Regions from separate parts of the Homo sapiens genome. Here region 1 is linked to region 2. A link is an interaction called in ENCODE POLR2A ChIA-PET data of the cell type or tissue named here. Cell type or tissue: PC-9. All regions are shown on one strand. Region 1 has its middle 27 kb from the start of OR2K2. Region 2 overlaps PTGR1 (prostaglandin reductase 1).

Region 1 (2,500 bases), 220 kb after region 2:
CTCAGCCTCCCACAGTGTTGGGATTACAGGTGGGAGCCAGGGAGCTAGAGTAACTTTTTTTTTAAGTGAACCATAATGCTACAAAAGTTGGAAACAGCCTTTCAAACGATAGTTTCTCAAAGTTTTAAGTGTTTACCTTTAAAAATGATACATTTCTTTTACATTCAAGTAGTATTGAAAAAACCTTTATGAAAAAGATAAAGGACAGTGAGAAAACAGGTAATAGGAACATCTGTGTTTGTTTGGGTATTCTTGAAAAGAGTACTCTTAAGACCAATGTTGGGTATTAGTGGTTAGATGTATAATTCTTTTACGCTACTTTTGATTCCAGAACAGTCTTCAAATACAATATCTTTTCTGAACATCAGTATTTTTGAGTATTTATTTTATTTTAGCACTGTAAAGATGCCCCAGTGTTTCTTGGCCTTCAGGGTTTCCATTATGATTTCTGAGGTTCTCAGAGCAAATTGTTGCTCTCTAGATGTGGTGTGTAGTTTTTTTCTGTCTGCTTTCATGATTTTTCCTATTTTTGGATTTCAGCACTTTGACTATGATGTACCTAGGTGTGCTTTTCTTCATATTTATCCTCAAGTTTTGCTTCGATTTTTGAATTTCTAAATGTGTGAATTTTACTGAATTGTGAATTTTGTTTTGTTTTGGCCATTTACCCACATGTTTTTTTCCCTGTGCCATCCTCTCTCCTCTCTTTCTAGAACTCTAGTTAAACATATGTTAGATCTTTTGATATTGTTCCACAGGTCTTAGTCATTTTTTAAAAATTCGCTTTAAATTTATTGACTCTACCATGTCTATTCTGATATTAAAGCCCATCTAGTGAGTCTTTATTTCAGATATTTTAATTTTCCATTCTAAGGTTTCCATTTGTTCTTTTTAAAATTTTCAATTTCTAATCTTTCTCACATTTTAAAAAACATCATGAAGCATAATTATAGTTGCTTTTGAGTTCTTATTTGATACTTACACATCTGGATCATCTTGGCTTTGGTCTTTTTTGATTGCCTCCCCCAGGCCTCCAACATCATTTCCTGGTTCTTTGTATATCCGGTATTTTGGGACTGTAACCCAACATTCTTAGACATTGTGCATGTTATGTCGTGGAGACTCTGGACTGTTCCTCCAAAGAGCTGCTTTTCAATTTGAGCAGGCAGTGAACATGGTTAAACTCAAACTGCCAACTATCTCCCCTTTGGTAGGTGGCTCAGATCTCAGTTCAGCTCTTTTTTTTTTTTTTTTTTTTTTGGCTGAGCTTTTTGCAGTCTGCCGTGAACGTAAGTGATTCAGAGATTAGTCACAGACTTGGGCAGAGTTACACACAGAAACTTGGGTTCTTCTTCTCTGCTGTTTTATATCCAGGATTTTCCCCTTACTTTGTAGTGGGCTCTGCCTGCCTCAGGCTGGAGAGAGGGTGATTTTCAGTGGGAGCTTCCACCGTTCTGTGCCACGCTGACTGTGCTTTACCCTAAGGACAAAGCCACAAAGCCCCAAAACTCACCCCCTGCCGGCCCCTTCCATGTTTTGGCTCTCCGCCGAAATCTACCCGACTCCGACTCTAGAGCCTTAAGAAAATTGTTTGGGTTTTTTTTGTTTTGTTTTGTTTTGAATGCAGTGTTTATAGTTTCTATATGCAAGGCAGTCTTCTGGGAAGTTACTCCACCATACTGGACATAGAGTTTGAGAATATTTGTTGTTTTTAAAAAGCTATACAAAGCTAAACGTACCCTTACCATTGGATTGTGCTCATTGGTATTTATGCAGGCAAATTGAAAACTTGTGTCGATGCAAAATCTGCACGTGGATATTTATAGCAGCTTTATCCATAATTGCCAAAAATTGGAAGCGACCAAGATGTCCTTCAGTAGGTGAATGGTAAAGTATAAAATAAACTGATATATCCAGAAAATGGAATATTATTCAGTGCTAAAAAGAGCTATCAAGCCATTAAAAACATGGAGAAAACATACGTTTATATTAGTGAAAGAAGTCAATCTGAAAAGGTTACATCCTGTATGGTTCCAACTATATGACATTCTGGAAAAGGCAAAGCTGTGGAGACCGTAAAAAGATCTGTGATTGACAGGAGTTGGGGGAAGGGAAGGGTGAATAAATAGAGCAGAGAGGATTTCTAAGGCAGTGAAAATACTCCGTATAATACTACGGTTGTGAATATATGTCGTCGTACATTTGCCCAAACCTATAGAATGTACACCACCAGGAGTGAGCCCGAAGGCGAACTATGAACTTCAGGTGATAACTGTATGTCAATGTAAGTTCATCAGTTGCAACCAACTTACCACTATGGTACAAGATGTTGACAGTGGGCAAGGTTGTGCATGTGTGAGGGTAGGGGGCATATGAGAACTCTGTACCTTCCTCTCAATCTTGCTTTGAACCTGAAACTTCTCTAAAAAGTAATGCCTGTTTGAATTATGTTTTAGATAAATCTTAAAAAAACAAGGTTTTTTTTTTTTGAGGCAGAGTC
Region 2 (2,500 bases):
TTACTTTTTGTTCTGGAATTTAGCTAGGCTTGGATTGTGCTAAAATTACAAAATGAATTAGGATTATTTCTAAATATTCCAATTTCAAATATCCTATTAAATCACAAGGGGCTTTTATCCCGTAAGTTTGATAGGACTTGCGCTTAAACCTATTCTTTTATATTCAACCTTTCTGTCCATTTTATGTGTGTTTCTGTAAAATGCAGCTATTTGCATTTTTCACCCATCTGAAAGTCTCAGTGTTGTAATAGTTAAATTTAAGTCATTCTTATTAATTGTCATAACTGGAATGTTTGGTCATATTTATATTATCTTACTTTGTTTTCCATTTATTGGTTATTTCTTTCTGTGATATTTTCTTTGTTCTTTTTTCTCTAATTACTGAGAACCTAAGTTTTATTTACATTCTGCTAGTGTTTACCTTTTTACCAATTATTTAAAATCTGTTTTATTTATATCCTGCTACTATTCATATACATATTTTATATTCCAGAATAAACATATACATGTATATGAACTTCAAACAGTATATTTTTTCCCCATATTCTACCCTACATCCTAGATTTTTATTCAATAATCTAATAAATAATAAAAATCTCATTATCATTAAAACTTTTTGGTTATGACATCTGAAAATGCCTTTTAATTTTGATGCATATAGAATTCAAAGGACCTGCCAGGTGCAGTGCTGTGTGCCTATAATCTCAGCTTCTCAGAATTCTGGCTGAGGCAAGAGGATCCCTTGAGCTCAGAAGTTCAAGACCAGTCTGGGCAATGTTGTGAGACCTTGTCTCTAAATTAAAAAAAAAAATTCAAAGGACCCAATCCCTTTCTCTCAGAGCTCTATAAAATTGCTCTACTTTTTCAATTTCTATTTAGGGTTGCAGATGAGACATTCAAAGCCAATCTGATTCTCTTTCCTTTGTAGGTAATTAGACTTTTCTTTGAGGTGCTTATAAGCATTTCTTGTTATTCTTTGAGTTTAGAAATATCACCAGGAAATGTCTATATCTGTCTTTGTTTAATCCTGCCTGCAACTTAGTTAGCCATTATAATCTGAAGACCAACGTTTTTCTTCAGATGAAGAACAGTTTTCTTCTTCTATTTAATTATTTTTTTCATCTATTCTGTTTTCTTCATGAGGAATGGTATATGTTCATTCTGTTTCCCTTAGGACTATTCTTGTATGCTCTCTTTGCTCTCATAATTACATCTTTTGTACTTTTTCCTCTGAATTCTGTACTTTCTTAATCTGGTCCTCCAATTGAATTACATGACTTGCAGCAGCATCAGTTTCTAGATTAGCAATTAAGTTTTTCATAGCTGAGGCTCCTCATATTCTAGGATTGCTTCCTTTCCCCATAACCTGCACTTGTTGACTAATGCAGTATCCTTTTGAATTTCACTGAGAAACTTGAAACAGTATGAACACATCTTTTAAAATATCTTCTCTTCCCTGTAGAAATTCCACTGGAGACTGCCATGCTAAGGAATTTATACTCAATCCTTAAAGAAGTAACATGATTGGTTCTGCTTTTTAGAAACATCACTTAGGCCTTGGTAGGAGAATAGTTCCTAGGGACGCTATGCTAGAAACAAGAAGTCCACTTAGGAGGCTCTTACAATAATTCAAATGAAAATTTTGATGCATCGACAAAGATTGGAAGTCAGAGTCAGCTTTTTTTTTTTTTTTTGAGATGGAGTTTCGCTCTTGTTGTCCAGGCTGGAGTGCAATGGTGCGATCTCAGCTCACCGCAACCTCTGCCTCCCAGGTTCAAGCTATTCTCCTGCCTCAGCTTCCCGAGTAGCTAGGATTACAGGCATGTGCCACCACGCCTGGCTAATTTTGTATTTTTAGTAGAGATGGGGTTTCTCCGTGTTGGTCAGGCTGGTCTCGAACTCCCGACCTCCGGTGATCCACCCACCTCAGCCCCCCAAAGTGCTGGGATTACAGGCGTGAGCCACCGCGCCTGGCCCAGAGTCGGATTTTAAGGCTGTTTGGTTAAAAAAGAGGAAGAAAACCAGATGATTGGACATGGATCATAAGACAAAGGAAAGCTTCTCCTTTGAGCCATGTTTCAGGTTTGGATAACTGAGTGGTATCATTCTCTTATAATAGTGGATAGAAAAGAAATAAGTAAGAAGCAAGGAAAAAAGTATATTCCCTTTTGAACACACTATTTATGAGGGACCTACAGGACATCCAAGTGTGAGGACATCTATAGGTTGTTGGAAATACTGATTTGGAACTCAGGAGAAAAAAAATGGGCTAACATTAATAGATAGAATTAATAGATTAATTAATAATCTGCATAAAGGAGGTCATAAGAGTGAAAGAGATCATCCTATGATAGTCTATAGTCTTAGAAGGAAAAAGGACCAAGGAGGGCTCTCTTGCAATAGTTTTTTCTGGAATCATGAAGGAATGGAAAAAGCCTGTGGCCGTCACTATTTGTACAGAGATTCATGTAAATCCAACTGGGGTTTTTCCTCGATTGAA

Evidence for each region. Peaks named below come from ENCODE experiments on the same cell type or tissue, not always from the same donor. Only the 100,000 strongest peaks of a DNase experiment are listed, where the experiment ranks them.
Region 1: POLR2A ChIA-PET joins it to region 2 with 11 read pairs; 2 of 35 experiments call an interaction of 5 or more read pairs at or near these places.

Annotation. Positions count from the first base shown.
Region 1 is chr9:111,355,644-111,358,143 of GRCh38, reverse strand. No RefSeq gene overlaps it. Among named protein-coding and RNA genes, the nearest start is that of OR2K2, 27 kb to the right of the region's middle. In PC-9, no CTCF peak of the experiment used is centred here; a DNase peak (open chromatin) is centred at 1,293.
Region 2 is chr9:111,579,950-111,582,449 of GRCh38, reverse strand. The region is part of intron 6 of PTGR1 (prostaglandin reductase 1); the gene reads left to right. Among named protein-coding and RNA genes, the nearest start is that of PTGR1, 18 kb to the left of the region's middle. In PC-9, no CTCF peak of the experiment used is centred here; no DNase peak of the experiment used is centred here.